Linked DNA regions of Mus musculus: region 2 is linked to region 1. The links are chromatin loops, found by intact Hi-C in ENCODE. Cell type or tissue: left cerebral cortex. All regions are shown on one strand. Each heading gives the region's core, and the rest is flanking DNA. Links, peaks and the distances in the headings are about the cores only. Region 1 holds the start of Iba57 (IBA57 homolog, iron-sulfur cluster assembly). Region 2 holds the start of Arf1 (ADP-ribosylation factor 1).

Region 1 (9,271 bases), core at 3,438-5,937:
ATAGCACTGCCTGTGGGCTGCTGGCAAGCAGACATGATCAGCTGCTTGCTTACCACCTGATCACAGTCGCTGCTGCAGGTTGAAATGTCAATGTGGAGACAGGGGACACACATTCAGCCACCTGGACTAACAGCCTAAGTGTCCATGGGGTCCAGAGGCTTGAGGTGAACTGCCAGCCCTTTGATGTTAATCTGAGCTGATACAGGATGACCAAGTTTTGCGGAAGGTACCTAGTAAGACATATTGCTTTCCAATAAATTGATATTTATCTTAAATGGAGTCTACTCATAGTACAGAAATTGTTGACATAGAACCATAGATCCATATTTATTTATTTATTATTTTTTAATTTATTGTTCTTTTTGAGACACAGTTTCTGTGTAGCCCCGGCTGTCCTGGAACAGCCTCTGTAGACCAGGCTGGCCTCAAACAGAGATCCCCCTGCCTCTGCCTCCCAAGTGCTGGGATTAAAGGTGTGTGCCACTACTGCATGGCTTGCTTATTTATTTAAAGACTAGAGTCTCGCTATGTAGCCCTGACTGCCTGGAACTTGCAATTTAGTAGACCAGGCTGGCTTCAAAATCACGGTGATCCCCCTGCCTCTGCCTTTGCCTTCTGAGTGCTGATTAAAGGTGTGTACCACTCCTCCTTCCTTGCTTTTGCTTTCTTAATAAACTGTCTCTAGAGAGATGGACAGTTGACTCAGAAGTTAAGGGCACCTGTTACTCTTGCAAAGGATCTGAGTTCAGTTCCTAACACCTATGTGGAGGGTCGCAACCATCTGTTCATGCCAATCACAGGAATGCCAACTTCCTTTTCTGACTTCAACGGGCACTAGGCATGAACATGGTGTACAAACAAACATACAAAACAATAAATAAATCTAAACGGAGTTGTATAAACTATCTCTATTTCTCACCATATATCTCTGGTGCAATCATTTGCCCTTGTGTGGTAGGTGAATGAAAAAAAAAGAAATTAAAAAGAAAAGGCCATGATTGGTCTGGGTTTTGGCACTAGATGAGTGGAAGAAGAAGAAGAAAAGAAATAAATAAAAAAGGAAGGACGTGACTGTTCCTAGGTATGGTGGAGGAGAAGGTTTATTGTAGATAATAGGGAGAGCATAGCTAGAGGCAAGGACATCTGGGAGAGCCCAGATGAGCAAAGCTATGTAAGGAGAGAGAGGGTAGGGGAGATGGGAAAACCAGACCAAGAGACCAAGAAGGTAATCGAAACGGTCCAGGTAAGCAAAATGGCTGAATTATATAGGGAAGGACATCTGGGGGAAGGGTAGCCCAGGCCTCAGGCTGGAGAAATTTAGAGTAGTGGGCAGAGGATGCCAGCCGTACCCTGTAACAGGTAGGGACTGAGGGATGCAAGAAAACCCTGTGGCCAGGTCTGCTTTGATGCAGCAGTGAGCACCTCAGCTAGCCATTTGTCCCAGGTTTGAGACTTAACGGTAGAAGCCTCGGAGAACCATGGAAAAGAAACACAGATGACAGCCACAGGGGGAACCATGCCCTTGCATATGTATAAACGTGACTACAACTCTCTACGCCATTCTCTTATCCTTTCTAGAAACCCTGAAGGAAAGGCAGGAAGGCCACCCTGTGGATTATTTTTTGCCAAGCTTCTGTGAGATTACATTTGAGTGACCCTGCTTTCCTCCATATCTAGGCCATCTTTAGAAACTCACCTGAAGGTTGTAAAATAACCAATAAAATTATAAGTTACTATATATGGAAGACAAATGGAAGACAAAGAAGCAAAAGCCATATAAAAAGTTCTGGCAAAAGCCATATAAAAAGTTCTGTCACTTTAAAAATAACACGAAATAAGTAAAAAAAAAAAAATCCAAGAGTTTCACTGAAACTGCTGGAATAATTAAAAACTACTTTTGAAAAATCTTGGTATCCTGTCTCTTTGTTCAGAATCCCGAAACACTGGGATCCAACAGCCTGGAATGAAGTCTCCTTTGAAGTCAGGCCTGAGCTGTTAACATTTTGAACTTAGATTGGGGCCCAGCACTAAGCATGTTTTCTCCCTTTCCTTCTTTTTATCTGTCTGGATTCTGGCCAAAAGCCTAATAAACTCATTTCTCCTGATACTCTGAGCTTTCTGTTTCTGTGACCCTCATTTAAATGCAAAAGGCATGACTGTTCTCCAAGCAACTGTAGGAATGTGTTGCTTACCTACTGACTTTCTATTCCTGTCAGGGTTTCTGTTGCTATGACAAAATAGTATGACCAAAAAACAAGCTGGGGAGGAAAGGGGTTATTGGGCTTACACTTCCACATTGTTATTTATCATTCAAGGAAGTCTGGGGGGGGGACCTCAAACACCAGCCAGGAGCTGAGGCAGAGGCCATGGAGGGGAGGGGAGGGGAGAGGAGGGGAGGGGAGGGGAGGGGAGAGGAGGGCAGGGGAGGGGAGGGGAGGGATGCTGCATAGTGGCTTTGCTCCGAAGCATGGTTTGTTCAGTCTGCTTTCTTATAGAATCCAGGACAAGCAGCCCAGGGATGGCCCTACTCACAATGGGCCTGGCCCTCCTCCATCAATCACTAATTAAGAAAATGCCATACAGACGTGCCTAAAGCCAGATCTTATGGAGGCATTTTCTTAATTGCGGTTCCTTCCTCTCAGATGACTTTAGCCTGTGTCAAGTTGACATAAAAGAACTATGCAACACATCTACTTTCTTTGTAGGTTTTTCTCTCAACTGTTAATTTTCTTCTCCCCTTCCCACAAGATAGGGCTTATTTGTGTATCCCTGACTGTCTTGATACTAGCTCTGTAGACTAGCCAGGGCTTACAGAGACCTGCCTGCCTCTGCCCAGCCAATGCTGGTGTTAAAGGCATGCGCCACTACCAAGCTCCAAGTCCATTTCGAAATTCTTTTGTTAATAAGACTAAGAACACACAAAAGGAACTCCAGTTTCCCTGGTAGCAATATGATCCAGTATGCCCCAAAGACCCAAGAACAGGGACTCAAAGAGACATCCGTGTAGTTGTTTTCATAGCAACACTTTTCCTGGCTCCAAGAATTGGAGACCTCCCAAGTACCCGTTGCCAGCTCAGCACATAGGGAAAGGTAGGCATTACCGTAATAAAAAAATTTTTTTTCGATACAGGATTTCTCTGTATAGCCCTGGCTGTCCTGGAACTCACTCTGTAGACCAGGCTGGCCTCAAACTCAGAAATCCACCTGCCTCTGTCTCCCAAGTGCTGGGATTAAAGGTGTGTGCCACCATGCCCAGCTATAAAATACAATTCTTAAAAAGGGAAGGGAATTCTGATACGTGCTATACTGAGGATGGGTGCTCCATGAAGAGAGCCAGGTGCAAGAGGACAGGCACTGGTTCTCAGAGGCTTCCAACCCACAAGGGCAGAAAGCCAACTGTGGGCACCAGCGGCTGAGTGTGTGTTCTGGGAGGAGTCAACGTTCTGGAGTTGGATGATTGGGAGATAAAAAGTTCTGGAGTTGGATGATAGTGAGGGCTGCGCAGCCGTTTGAACAATGCCGATATAAATGCACTAAAAGTGGTCTCGCTGGCTGGCTTTCATCAACTTGCCACAAGCCTAGCGATATCTGGGAAGATTCAGAAAACGCCTCCATAAGCTTGGCCTCTAAACAGGTCTTGGCTTATATCACATCAATGACTGATGTGAGAGGGCCCAGCTCACTGTGGACAGGTGCTCCTGGGTCGTATCAAAAAGCAGGCTGGACAAGCCATCAGAAGCTGGCCGGTAAGAGCCCTCTTCCAGGGCTTCTGCTTCAGTTCCTGCCCTGAGTTCTCTCTGTAAGTGGGTGTGACCTGAGAGTTTTCAAATGAAGTGAACCCCTTTTCTTCCCAAGTTGCTTTTGGTCATGTTTAGTATAGCAATAACAAAGTAACAGTGGTGAAGATAATACATTTTATACTGTTCGTATTTAACCGTGAACAAGGAAATGCCTAACTTTTTTCCTCCTTTTTTTCTGGGCAGTACTGGGGATGGGAACCATGGCTTCCTGCCTGCTAGGAAATGCTCTACCACTGAGCTATCTATCTTCAACTTTTTATTCGGAGACAGGATATTCATTTTAAGTTGCACAGGCAGGTCTTGAACACGCATCCTCCTGCCTCTGCCCCCCGAGAGGCTGGCTGGGATTGCACACCAGGACCGAGGTAAGATGGCAGATTTCATGTTTACTTATTTACCACGACCACAAGCGGTTTGACCAGGAGCCAACTAAGGAAAGGGTCACCGGGTGGCTCTAGCCTTGGTGTTTATCTGGGCTTGCGCACCCATCCACTGGCTGAGGTCCCGCCCACTTTCCCCCCCACGCACGCGCGTCGCCAGCCGCCGCCGCCGCCGCCGCCGCCCGGGGCCGCTGTGGTGCCCGCCTTCACTTAGCGCCCAAGATGGCAGCGGTGGCGCTGCTTCGGGGCGCGGCTGTGGGGCGCAGAAGCCCAGCTTGGCACTGGCGGCTGAGCGGGACCGCGAGTCACTGCCTAGCCCGTGGCTTTGGCCTTCTTGGCAGCAACCCCGCGGACGGTGTGGCCTGGACTTGCTTCCGGCTGGACGGGCGCGCCTTAGTGCGCGTGCGCGGCCCGGACGCTGCACCCTTCCTGTTGGGACTATCGACCAATGAGCTGCCGCTTTCGGGGCCTCCGACCGGCGCGGCTCAGCCCTCTGCGCGTGCGGCGTATGCCCATTTCCTGAATGTGCAGGGACGCACGCTCTATGACGTCATTCTGTATGGGTGAGCTTGGGCGGGGCAGCAGGGCGGGGCAGTAGGGTCGTTAGAGTGCTGAGGGAGCAGACCTCCAGAATCCCAGGAAGGATGTCCAGGATAAGATTTCTAGGGAATACTGGCTAGACACCCTTGGGAAGAGGCATAATTAGATTATTCTGGAAATGACTTTCTGAGGACAATCTAGACTTAGGGAAGGGGTCACCTAGAGGCGGATGTCCCATGGAAGGCATCCAGGTTGCGCTAGTTACTTGCACAGAGCGTTGTGCCTGGGACCCCAACCAGTCAAGTCAGAAGCTTCTGGAGTTATTTTCAAGATGGGTGCTTCAGCTTTGTCCCTCCCTCCTCACTTCTTAGAAAGATTTCGCTGGTTCGTGGGACTTTATTCAAAAAGCCACTCTCTGCACAGCCTCTCCACAGTGACAGATTGTCCCAGTGTTCTGAGAATCCAGTTTTTCCCTTATTTCTGGTTCCTCTTTGCAGTGCCAGCTGTTTGCCTGTATGGTCTCATTATCTATACAGCAGACCTGACTGTGACTGTAAATAGTGTTTGCTGGCCAGTCTGGGCAGGGCCTGCGTCTATAGCATTGAGTCTTCAGCTGCTCACCTTTATAGGATCTAAGTCGTGAAGTCTCAGCATTGTCTAGTAGGCATGTGAAGACCCGCCCTCCCTATCCTGTCCCTGAGCTGTCCCTTGACTCCTACCAAAGTCCAGGCCTGGCTGCCTGTCTCAGCTACCCGGTGTCTTTCCAAGTTGGTTTTTGGTGAGCCTCTTCAGTAGCCCCTAGATGCTCATTGGGAGTATATGGGGAATCCTCATATCTGGAGAACAGTTCCTGAACCCCTGAGGGTAGCTATTCCAGGATGAGAGTGGTGGATGAGAATTGACAGCCATGGCACCACTATCCAGTAGTTGTCTGCATTCTGTGGGGGGAAATCTAGAGTGCCTGTCTCCAGGTGCTGAAAGGCCACAGTGATGTGCTTCCTAGAGATCCTTTTCCCACATTACTTCGCTTAGTGAATCTCTGAATCTAGAACTGTGTCAGCAAATGACAACCCATGGGCCAGACCCACTGTGATGCTTTGGCATATAGAGTTCTGTGTGAACCCTGGGATGGTGTCTTCCAGGCAGTGTTCGGGCTGTGGTGACTCAGGGCCTTAAGCCTAAGCCAGTCATTGCCCTTTGTAGAAAACATGCATGGACTCCATACTGGAGCCTTGGATCTGCCTGTGTTTCCAGGTCGCCATCATCTCTCCATGTTACCAATAGGCAGCTGGAGTTGATTCAAGCGCTAGTCTTTGGTGGCTTCCATTCCTCATGGTGATTGGCAGTGGTTGCTAGTATAGAAGCAGTTGCCCTCTCGTGTTAAAGACCCTAAGCGTCTTCAGCCTTGGTCCTGCATGTGTTTACAGGTCTTGTGGACCTCATATAGGGATTCCTCTAGTCTTGGCAGCAGCCAGTGTTACAGCTCTTGTACGGGCTATGGAAGTTGAGATTCCTTAGCTGTTGATACCAGCTGTTGTCACTGCTCCTCTACACAGGGTCTCAGACCCTTGGCTCTGAAGGTTTGATTGGCAGCTCCCTGGACTCTTCAGTGACTTGGGTCTGCAGTTTCTCTTCTCTGGCTCTTTGTAATCGTTTCTCCTTCTTCAGTCTCAGCTTGCTATCACTCTCTGTCTGCCATCTTTCTTCCTGCCCAGGCTGTTGTTGAACTGCTCAGCTGTCGCTTCAGCTGTCAGACAGCTGGCAGGCTTGCCTTCCCTGCAGCTTTGGCTTGTCAACTGCTCAGCTGCTGCCGCCACCACTGCAGTTCCACCGCCTCTGCTGACCTCTGCTGTCTCTGCTGCTTCTTTCTGTTACCAGCCCAGCCCACACTACAGAAAGCAAGAAAAGAAAATGGAGAGAAGCCTTTTCTCGGGCCTGCTGCTCCCACACTGGGGCAAAGCTCAGGAAAGTCTTCCCACAACCTCACTAAGTGAGCCTTCACAGCCTGTTTGTATCGCCCCAGAAAGGATGTTTGGACCAATCACAGACTTGCCTATCGGCAACCTTCGTAATGACTGAGGATTGTGTTTTGGACAGCCATAACGCTGCATCTTTAGCAATAGTTACAGCAGATCCTCTTCTAGGCTACCAGGGAGCTGCTGTCCATTTGGCCAAATTGAAAGTGGTTGCAAGATCATCTAGAATTCAGTGAGACCTGTAATGGCAAAATGTCTGATAAAAACCATTTTAAACAACCCTGGTGGGATCTGTGCTGTTAGTAGGGCCCTCTGCTGCATGGAAGTGCTGCTGTGGGGTCGTCTGACTCTCTGCCTGACAGTCCTTTTGCTCAGGGCATCAAGGGAAAGTCCAACACCTGCCAACTAGTGAATCACCCATCCCCAACATCTTTGCTTATTCATAAGAAGATAAACATCAGGGCTGCATGCATATAGAATGTTAAATAAGTGATAGGACCTAGAACTATCTAGGAAACAAATCTTTAGGCATGCCTGTGAGGGAGGTTCTAGGTTTGGATAGCTGAGGTGAGAAGACTTGTCCTGAGTGTGGATGGCACCTTCCCATGGCCTGGGATCCTGCACTGAGTGAAAAGGAGAAAGCAAGCTGAGTTCCAGCATCCCTCTCTCTGCTTCCTGATGCAGATGCAGGGTGATCGGCAGCCTCAAATTCCTTCCCCCCCACCCCCGGCCCCCGCCATAATGGACTGTGCCCTCTAACTGATTTCCAACAAACCGCTCATTATGGCTTCTTTTGGAACTTGGTTACAGAGTGAGAAAAGGAACTCATACAAACACTAGTGGGGTTTGGTTGTTTTGCAAGGATCTCGTGCAGCCCAGTTTGATCTTGAGTTCCATATGTAGCAACCCTGATGCTCTACTCCCACTCCCGAAGCACTGGATTGTAGGTGTCTGCCACCATGTAAGCTTAACTTTGTCTTCACCGTGGAGCCAGAGAGGCTGTGAGGTCCTGTTCCGGGCAGGACTGTGGACAGGAGCCTGACTGAGAACTGCCTTTGTCCAGCCTCAGTCTCTGTCTGGGTAGTGTGCCCCCTTGGTCTGTCCGTTTACTCTGGTGTGGAGGATTTGAGCCAGTCTCATCTCTCCAATTCCTACAGAGCATCAGGCCTTTGTTGCGTCTGCCTGTGCACAGGTTAGCTCGGGTCTCTGTGATCTCAGGCTACTACTGTGTCCCAGACATCCTGTGATTGGCACTGAGGAACAGGGAGGTCAGAGGAGGAGACTGAGGCAGGTGCCTGGGCATTCAGTCACCTTCACAGGGCCTGTTTCCCAGGTGGTAACTATACACTCTTGGTCTGACTGGGTCCATCTGTGGCCATTAGGGAGTTGTGGCACCTCCTGGTGTATTCAGCCAGTCCTTGACAAGATGTGTGGTACCCAGGCCTTACCACCTACTTCTCCCTTAACCCCAAAGCCTCTGAGAAACTGGGGCTCTGCCCTCTGTCCTCTCCCAATCCATTGGGGTGAGATTCTCCATCATAGAGTCTAGGTGGTAGGAGGCTGGGTCTGCATCAGCCGTTGTAGGGCCGCTGGGCTCAGCAGCTACTCAGGACAGTGCCCTGTCACAGCTGTCACAGCTTTTCTGTCCATGGCAGCTGGGGGCCGCCTGCCTTGCCACACAGCCATAGTGTGTGTGGTTCTGTCTCCATGTGAGTTATGCAGGTACAGCACTCTGTGGATCTGGGTGCACTGGCCACGCATAGGTCTCATTAGTACATTTTATGAGCTCAGCTCTGTGTGGACAGATACTGTTGTCTGGTGTTGGTTCCTACAGCACACTTAGCTGCCTGTGTGGACATTCCTCTGGATGTGTCTTGTATGGCTGAGGGCATGGCTCTATGTACCTGTCTGCTTTGTGAGAAGATCGAGGTTTGCCTGCCCTAATGTGGCAGAGCGGACCCATACATCCGAGGTTATGGCTCCGTATGTCTCCATTTGTGTGTGTAGGCAACTCTAGAAGCACAGTCTCATGTCATTGTGGGTTTGGCTTTTAGTCTGCCGTGAGCCAGCAACGGCTATAGCTCACAGACCGCACACTGGAGGGGCAGCCCCATGTGGCCCGCGGAACTTTTCTCTCTGTGTTTTGTTCTTCACAAGCTTGGTAAGCTGGCAGTGGGTAGGAACTCCTGCCGGCTCTAAGCCATGCCTATCTCCTGCAGACTCCCAGAGTGTACGGAGGGGGCACCAAGCTTTCTCCTGGAGTGTGACAGCTCCGTGCTGGGCGCCCTACAGAAGCACCTCTCCATGTACAAGATCCGGCGGAAGGTCACCGTGGAGCCAAGTCCGGAGCTCCACGTGTGGGCTGTGCTACCCTGTGTCCCCCAAACCTCTGAGACTGCACCTCTAGAAGAGAGGGTAGAAGGCACCACCATGCTTATCCGTGACCCCCGGACTGCACGTATGGGGTGGCGGCTTCTCACCCAGGATGATGGCCCAGCCCTGGTGCCCAGGGGACAGCTTGGGGATCTCCAAGATTATCACAAGTACCGGTACCAGCAAGGTATGAGTAGGGACA
Region 2 (9,271 bases), core at 2,937-5,436, 64 kb before region 1:
AGAATTTTAGGAATTGTGTTCTAAAAAACAGAAAAAAAATCTTCTCAGTCTTCAAGACCTGGAAAAGGGAGTGGGACAAGAGTTCAGGAAGGGCAGGGCTCTCCCTGTAGCTCTCCCTCTGGGGAAGTGATTAAAGCTGTAAAGTTCCACCTGTAAGCAGGTACTAAGGGTCCAGAGTTTTTATTGTATGAGCACGTTGAACATAAGACATAATACCAAGTGGAGTTCTAATGAGACTCAGTGCTGCACAGACTCAGGGCACTGTGAAGTTATGTTTTCAGCCAGTTAGCCTGCTCAGAAACTCCTGCTGGAAAAGGCCCCTAAGAGGGACTAGAGAGATGGCTCAGCAGTTAAGAGCACTGACTGCTCTTCCAGAGGTCCTGAGTTCAATTCCCAACAACTACATGGTGGCTCACAACCATCTGTAATGGGGTCTGATGCACTCTTCTGGTGTGTCTAGGGACAACTGCAGTGTACTCATATAAATATTAATTTTTTAAAAAGATTTATTTATTACTATATCTAAGTACACTGTAGCTGTCTTCAGATCCACCAGAAGAGGGCGTCAGATCTCATTACATTACGGATGGTTGTGAGCCACCGGTGATGTGGTTGCTGGGATTTGAACTCAGGACCTTTGGAAGATCACTGAGCCATCTCTCCAGCCCCATAAATATTAATTTTTTAAAAAGTATTTAAAATAATACTTCAACTTAAAAAAAAAGTGGTCTGGTGCAGCGCTGAGCTCCCTGTTGGCATAGGAATCCCAGAGAACACTGTAGTCTGTCAAATCACCAGAGTGCCTGAGCCCTAAGGGGTCAGGGAAAGAGATGTGGAGGGCAAACTTCAGTGGGCTCCACCTCAGGTGTGTGTGATACACGTATGCACAAGTGTGCACATGTATGTGTGTGTATATATATATATATATATATATATATATATATATATATATAGAGAGAGAGAGAGAGAGAGAGAGAGAGAGAGAGAAAGAAAGAGAGAGAGAGAGAGAGAGACTTCTACATCTCTAAGCATCAGTAGCCTGGCATGAATGCCATCCATCTTACAGAAACTGCAGAAATTGCCTGGGGCACAGGATGGGGTCTTCAAGGCACACACAGTTCCTTTCACCTCACTGAACCTCCTTTCTCTGGTCTTACTCTAGGAGTCCATCTGTCTCTTTAGCAACTGACAAAACCAGGAGGCCAGGCCCCTGGAGATCCACGCCTCTGACTAGGTGCTTAGGAGTAAACCTCGTAGTAGACTAGTCTACAGAAGAGGCCCTGGACTTTTCCCTGGCCTATGATCAGCTGAAGTGGAGGTTTGAGGCCATCGGCACTCCCAGCTTTCTAGTACAGGTAGCGGAAGGATCCTGGACAGCCACACGGACAGCTTCTTTCAGTCACAGCTCACCTCGCCCCCTCCTGGCCAGAGCTGGTCCATCCAGGGACCTCAGATAGGAAAAGGGACTCCTGGTCTCTAAGCAACCTTGTGGAAGAGTTAGCCTCAGTTTACCCGAGCAATTGCTATTTCCTGGTAGGGTCTGTCCCTAGTCATGCCCACTCAGGGCTCCCACACATATGTTTTCAAGCCCCCGCCACCCCACTGGGACAGGGCTCAAAGCAGAAGCACAGATGAAAGAAGGAAGTAAGTTTCTTCACTTGGGAGTAGGCATCCAGCAATCTGTCTTATCATTTTCAAAAAACTGTATCTTACATAAACCCCATCTTGTCTCTCCATATTGTTTTTCAATTTGCTAAGTTCCTCCTCACAAAATAAAGTTTCTTTGGCTTTCTATTTCTTTTAAAAATTTTAAAGATTTTGTTTTTTAAAAAATAAATATTTTTAAAAATTTAAGATTTTTTTTTAACTGTGTGTGGTTTATGCACGTGCTTGTGGAGGCAGAAGCTTCAGAGTCCCTGGAACCGGAGTTATGGGCAGTTGGGAGCTAGGAACAGAGCTTGGGTCCTCTGTGACAATAGTATGAAGAGTTTCTTCAGTTCAATTGTCCAACTTCCTTTTTAATACACACTTGGGGATGGAGTGATGGTTCTGTGGTCAAGTCCACTGCAGCTCTTGTAGAGGAACTGGGTTTGGTTCCCAGAAACTGCATAGTAACTCAAAACATCAGTAGCTCCAGTTCCAATGGATCTTCTGGACTTTTTGGGCACCAGGCACCCATATGGTATACATACATATTTATAGACACTCACATATATAGATAAAATAAGTAAATCTTGAAAAATTATATATATTTAAGTGAATATACAATTTAACATTCAAAGTTCATGTGCAATATGAAAATTTCACTGTGGCTTCAGCTGACCTGGGGAGGTAGGAAGAGCCTGCCTAGGTAGGTATCCACTTCAAATGTATCATCCATTACACATGTGGATATTAAATATCTACAAAGGCTGTTTAAAATTTTAACTGACACAAATAATTATTTACGGGGTACAGAGTGATGTTTTGAGCGGGACTACAATGTACAGTGGTCACATTACAATAAACAGAATGACTACCACCCTGTCTCCATTTTTTCATAATTTTAGCCTTTTTAGGTACAGAAAGGGAGTTTGGTTCTTGACTATTAGCCTGCGGTTTTCTGGACACCCCATCTCTTTGTCGACTTATCCATGAGGCTAAGACAGGCTTCTGGCATGGCTGGAATCACAGGTCTCAGGAGATGTCCTGCCATTTCTCCAGGGTTGGTGGCAGGCAGCGACACCCAAGGCTTTGTATAAACACTTGCTGTGTGTTGAGGGTGAGAGAGAACAGGCAAGCACCCCCATAGACGTTTACAGAAGCAGCATTTGAAAATGGAGCCCTGAGCGATGGAAAGGGATGTGTTAGGGTCAAGAAGGTGACTATTGCATCGAATCCTGCCAGGCTCAGCACCCACAACTCTGGGGAGAAAGCTCTGGAGGTCTCAACCCCCAAACACAGTGAGGATGCCCTGTACCCTGTGCCTGGACACAACAGTGGCTGAAGCAGGCCCTGGTAACAGAACTGTCTCCTGCTAACTCAATAGATAGGGCTCCAGGCTCAAAAGAATCTCCCAGGGCCCTCAACATCTCCTACCTGTGGGACTTCTCCCAACAGCACACGGGGTGGAAGAACTGGATAGGGAGGACAGAGCCTGGGCCTGATTCCTGCATCGATGGGGAGAGTTAACGGATTCCTCCTCACCTGCACCCTGAAGGAGGCCACCCCATCACTGCCTCTCAGGCAGTGCTATGCCCATGCAGGTGTCTGGTCCTCTCAGTCAGCTCTGAGCGTGCACACAGGTCCAAGACCAGTGTGGAGACATGGTGCTTGTCTGACATTTGGCCTGCGCCTCTTCCCACTTTGGCCATCTGTCGGTCACATCATTCTCTTCAATTCCAGGGCCCAGCTGGAATATCAGAGACCCTGGGGTACTGTGAGAAGGACATTACACCTCCTAGGGCTGACACGACCTTCCCACTCTGACCTTGGCGCTCTAGAACGCTTACTGGCCTCAACCCCCGCATCCGCGGAATGGGCTGGAATTCCGCAGGAAGGCGCGCGTGCGCACGCGCCGGCGGACACGGAACTCCATACACCACACCCTTGCTCGTTCTAGTGCCGGGAGCCAGAGTGCTAGCCCGGGACCCGATCCGGAAACAGAGCGACCTCGGCTCCGCCCCGTGAAGGCTACAAAGTGCAGACGCGCAAGCGCCATCCGTGTGGGGGCGGGGCCCTCTGCGTGCCCGCCCTCTTCCCCCGGCGTGCCCCGCGGCAGGCGCTGACGTGGCTGCCGTCAGCGCCGCCATCTTGTGGGAGCGAAACCAACGCCTGGCTGGGAGCAGCCGCCGCGGAGGTGAGACGCGGGGCGCGCTGAGGCCGAAACTGGGGAGGCCGCGGGCTGGTCATCGTGGGAGTCAAGGGGGCGCTCAGCTGCGGCTGCTAAGGACCGAGTCCGGTCGGGCGGCCTGAGGTCTATGCTCAGTGAGCTCGGCGGCAGGCCGGACAGAGGATCGGGACGCCCCGGAGTCCCGCGTCGCCCACGGCCGCTTGGCCCTCCCCCACTCCGCGGCCCTTACGCCTGCCTGGCCGCCCGCCGCGGGCCGCAGCCCGGAAGTCCGGCCAGGACGCCGGCTCTTCTCCAGGAAGCCAGGTTTCCTGCTGTTCCTCTCTGCGCCTCTCCTAGGCTCCACGGCCCGAGAGCCTGGGAGCGGGGAGCAGGGTTCGGGGGGTCACGGGGTTTTCCTTCTTAAAGGCTAGCCGGCCGCTTCAGATACGGCATGAACCGCGGGCTTGGGGAAACTGAGGCTCGGGTGGCCCCGAGACGACGTCAAGGTCACTCGGGTGGCGAGGTCTTCCTCTTCTGTCTCTCGAGTCCGGTTCCTGTCGGCCTGGAGGACCGAAGTTGTAGGAAGGGGGAAGGGAAAGGGACAGGTGTCGGACAGGGGCTCCGAACTGCGGATCCAGGTGCTGGGATTTAACACGCGCATTTGCGGATCTCGGGGGATACCAGAATACCCACTGTGATCCCCAATTAGCCGTGATTTGGGCCCCGAATATCGTCGGTGAGATCTGCATTGGGGTGCCGATGGCCCCCGGAGGGGTTTGAGCCTTGTTTCGCCTCTTGACCGGCTCCTTTATGCACTTTTGGGTGGATTAGAAAGGCCATTCTGAATTGGAGAATCTTTAACCTGCCCATGGAATAACCCGTTCCCGGCCTCTGAGCAGTCCGCAGGTACAGAGACCAGGTCCAGTACACAATTCTGGCTGTCCATTTAGGGTGGTCGTGCCATGTCAGTTTGTAGTGTAGGTAGCTACATATGTTGTATGGTCTAGCTACATAGAACAAATGCAAAATGCTAGGGATTCTGTTCACATCAAGAAGGAATTCTCCCATTCAAACAGCAACTGGCTGCTTTGTCAGGAAAGGAAGGGTCAGCTGCTCTTGGTCCCAGAAGTCATTGGAGAGCCCAGTAGTTGATGCCACAACCCATGTTGGAGTCTTCTGTTGTAGTTCTTGTTTCACAACTAGTGGTCAGCAGTTTTTCCTGCAGGCTGATTCTGGTGGTTTCTGCCGTGTCTGTCAGAAGACTAGTGAGGTGCCATGGTGCTTTGTGTGCTGGCCTCGTGTCTCTCCTCTGTCTTAGCCAGTATCCACAGTGCCTGACATAGGTGACTATAGTGTCCTCACTTTTGAACTTTTAGCAGCACTAGCAGAAATAGCCTAAACTATGAGATTTGATGCACTGTGTTACTACCTGGTTTCTCTGTTTCTCCAGAGAGTTGTGTGGTGTAAGGGCCAGTCACAGATGTGTGAACTACATTGTCTTCTGTGGCATAAAGGTTTCCCTTATTGGAATGTCTCTCACTTATCCTTAGATTTGAAAATGGGTCTGAGTCACTGGATCACCACACTGTTCTCTTGCTTGTGAGGCAGATGTACAGAATTGCTACTTCAAAAAGGTTTAGGAGCTAGATGGTAGAGTGCTTTTCTAGCCTTCGTGAAGTCTTGGTTTGGATCTCTAGCACTGCATACAAGGTTTAAGGCAGTGTGAATAACAGCTGACTCATACTCAGTCTACTCATCCTGAAAGGAAAGTAGCAGTAACTAGTTCTGTGGCCCTCACACAGCTGTGATTGTAAGTCATGCATCTGGGACGTCCACTGTGCCCCTTGCCCCTTGTAGAACGGATATTCAGAATCTTTGCTCCACTGGGCTGCTTCCTCTGCCCAGGACCAGACAGGCTTCAAAATACCTTTTCTTTTTCTTTTTCTTTCTTTCTTTTTTTTTTTAAAGTAAAGGTAAATTAGACCAGCAGTTGCTGTGGTAACCCAGTGTCAGGCAGCCTAACCAAGAGAAAAAACTTGTTGTGCAAGTTCATGCAATAGCTTGTCACAATGCTTTGAAATTGTTTGGTCAATTTTTTTTTTCAGATTCTTAGAATTAAATGTTACATTGATGTGCAGGGTTTTTCTGTATAGCCCTGGCTGTCCTGGAACTCCCTCTGGAGACCAGGCTAGCCTCGAACTCAGAAATCTGCCTGGGTGTTGGGATTAAAGACATAAGCCACCACCTCCTGGCTCTGATATACAGGTTTAAATCTACTCGTAATCACAAAGGCTGTGCTGCTCTAGGTTGCTCTGTCATTCCTGGTCTTCCCTGTTGTCTTTCTTGAATCTCTTTGACCTTTTCATGAAATTGTCAGAGATGGTAAGGAGAGAAAAATGGAAATTTCTTTGACTTGAGATTTGACACGCAATAGCATCTTTTTGTGTGTATTCTCTATCTACTATTGAAGATTTGACATTGCCTACTGAGAAGTTAAAAGGTAGCTGGGGGTGGGAGTGTGTATACATTGGGATTCCTCATTACACACCAACGTCTGTGTCCAATATTGATTGTGATACAGATTATAGATAATAGCTTGGACGGTTTGTCAATGTCCTGAAGGGTAACTCAGCCCTCTCAGGTGGGTCAAGTGACCTGATTAGCTGGAAAACTTGTTAGTGTAGGCACATCCAATCTCTATTTCCAGGGGGACCTTTTAGGTGTTCCCCCGAGTTCCCCCACCCTGTGCTGCTGCAGATAGTCGGGAGACTGATGAGAACCCCACACACTTATCTGATCCTGGGTCCTGATTTTTTACTCACAGTGGTAACAGTTTGGTAGCCTTCAGCAGCCAATAGACTAGGAACAGTGGCACTCTCTGCAGGCCTTGATAATAGGGAAAGTTTTAAGTGATAAGAGCAGAATTGACAGAAAATAGGACAGCTGGCCAATATTTTGTTGGTGCTGTTCATCAGGAAGGGTTTCACTGTGTAGTGCAGATTTTCCTCAAACTTGAGATCCTCCTGCCTGCCCTCTGGAGATCACAGCCTGCTGGGATTACAGCTGTGCCACCATGCTAGGCAGGCATAGTTTACAGACTTGTTGGGGGCAATTAAGTTCAGGTGGCCAGCAGCTCCCCATATCTGAGGATCTGAGAATCACTGCTGTAGTGTGAGTGGGACTTGGTTATTATCATTGGACATTTCAGGAATTAAGAAGTGTGTGAAAGAATTAAAAAGTCTTCTAATTAGTATTTATTAAGGTAAGTATACCTGTTAAAGGGATGCTTTAACCAGAGTTCTTTCCAAAAGCTTTCTTGTTTTTTGTCAGAATCAGTTGTCAAAATATTTTTGCAGTACCATATACTGAAACAGGAATGTTTGTGGCCTAGATTCTCTAGTTGTCCTCTAACAAGTTTTTTGTTTTGTTTAATTCTGTTGGTATAGTTTAGGTGCATGTGGCCAAGAAAGGGGTTTCTAGATTTAATGAGACTCAGTGCTGAAGAGTGAAGGAAGTCTAGGTGGCCTGACGTTGTGAGTGTTCTCTGAAGCTTCCTGTTCTTCTGTAGATAACAATGCACTTCTTCCTTGTTTGAATCCAGCCAGTTATATTTACATACGCCCATCTTCTAGTGACTTTGGTGGTGAAATTTTGATTGGTGTTATTTTCAGCTTTTAGCATTTCTATTATGTCAAGTTATATCAGACTTTGGACATATCATTGTGATTAACTGAAGTGTGTGGTTAAAGCTGCCAGTTGTGGACTAAATTTGATGGATACCTTGCTTCCTCTGTGCTGTCACTTTACCTTCATTCAGTTCCCAGGTCTGTGCACCCCCCCCCCCAAGTCTCTAGCAGTTAAAGTGTAGAAGTGTTTACATAGAAGCACAACTTGTACATAGTTTAAAACTGCGTAAATGTTGTTCCATGTTGTTGGCCCTGTAGATTTTTCCTGAGTCATTAGGATTAGCCTCTCTGAAGTTGTGTGTGCACGTGTGTGTTTTAACTTTTAAACTTTTTAATTTTTAAAAACAACATTGCTTTTGCCTCTGATAAGGAGTATCTGTAAGGGGCGTAGTGGAAGAAGATGGAAGTGGTAGCCTTACTCAGCATTGGGCACAAAGCTGCCTGTCTATGCATGGTATTGGAGTGTTCATCTTAACCATCCTAAACTCTATAGACTATGCTGGCCTTGAACTCACAGAGATCTGACTGCCTCTGATTCCCATGCCTGGCTAAATATATGTAATTTATACTGCAGTGAATGTGTGTCTTGAAAGGAACTAACTAAGGAGTTGGCTCCGTGAGTAAAATACTTGCTGCACAAGCAAGCTTGAGGACCAGAGTTAAATCCCCACTTCACACACAGACCTTCTAATCCCAGCAGGAGGAAGGCAGACACAGGAGGATCGCCAGGACTTTGTGAGTAAGCCACTCCAGCTGAATTAGTGAGCTCCAGGGTCAATGAGAGATTACACCCACCCACCCCCTCCTTAAAACAACATGTATGGGTGTTACCAACCCAAGGAGGCAGAAATGTCACCTCTAAGGTGACATTTTTGCAGAGATGATAGAAAAAGATTGGTAAGTTTGAGGGAGGAACCAGAGGCCTCTTAGTAGCCCAGGACAATTGATAGGAGGGCTCTGAGCTGGGTAAGTGTACTCTTGAGTTTGGAACCCTGCCAGGAGCTGTATGGGAGGGTAAGACTAGAGAAAGGGTGCCCTGGTCCCCGAAGCAGCTTTGTAGTCCTCAGGGTATTTTGAAATCTGTGGGAACCCTTTGGCTCTATCATGTAGGGAGGCATTATGTCTGGCACTTAGCCACTTGTGTGGTTTTCATGTAGGTGGAAAATCCCTCTGTGATAGCCTAAGCTTGATCACAGAAAGATACTTTTCTTTGGCATCATGTTAACAGATGTTTCAGGTCTTCCAGGAACCCAACTTTAACTATCTTGTAAGTCAAGGATAGTGTATTTTGTTCTCTTCAGTACCTTAACAAAAGATGTCCTTATTTTTCAGAGAAAAAAAGTACTTCTTTGAGATGGGATGCCCTTGAGATTGCTATGGTTGGCACTTAGTGCCTCAGTAGCCAGCCACCCCCCTTGTCCTCGTGGGGACAAGGGAATGGCTAGGCCTAGCAATAAATAAAGCAGAGTTTTGATAGAAGTTACTTCCCTTTGTGTCCCTGTGATGTCATTTGGGGTAGGCTCATGGCAATCTTCAATCTTGTGCAAATGTCAGATTGTCTGTTGGCTTTTTTTCTGGGTGGCAGACTTAGTGGATTTGAAGGTATGGTGGACACCTGATAATTCTCATAGCTACTATATGTGAGGGTCCTAATATTAATGGTGCCACTTTGCACCTGATTAATTGACTTGTTGTAGTGTAGTGGGAGGTGGAGGCAGCAAGTCTCCTTGGTTTGGGTCTGAAGAACTGGGTGGAAATTTGGGAAGGAGGGAGA

Evidence for each region. A loop is a pair of places that touch in the nucleus more often than their neighbours do. Peaks named below come from ENCODE experiments on the same cell type or tissue, not always from the same donor. Only the 100,000 strongest peaks of a DNase experiment are listed, where the experiment ranks them.
Region 2: a loop joins it to region 1, with 7 times the contacts of the local background. A loop is called at or near these places in 4 of 42 quality-filtered maps.

Annotation. Positions count from the first base shown.
Region 1 is chr11:59,158,823-59,168,093 of GRCm38, reverse strand. It overlaps Iba57 (IBA57 homolog, iron-sulfur cluster assembly), which reads left to right and starts at 4,349. Exons shown (of 3, transcript NM_173785.6): 1 at 4,349-4,743; 2 at 8,916-9,256. The coding sequence starts at 4,403. In left cerebral cortex, for the core only: a CTCF peak has its summit at 4,383; DNase peaks (open chromatin) are centred at 4,338 and 4,644; H3K4me3 peaks cover 1,632 bases; H3K27ac peaks cover 1,687 bases.
Region 2 is chr11:59,222,740-59,232,010 of GRCm38, reverse strand. Arf1 (ADP-ribosylation factor 1) reads left to right here and starts at 3,744. Exons shown (of 5, transcript NM_007476.3): 1 at 3,744-3,838. In left cerebral cortex, for the core only: a CTCF peak has its summit at 5,032; DNase peaks (open chromatin) are centred at 3,691, 4,327 and 5,015; H3K4me3 peaks cover 2,500 bases; H3K27ac peaks cover 2,194 bases.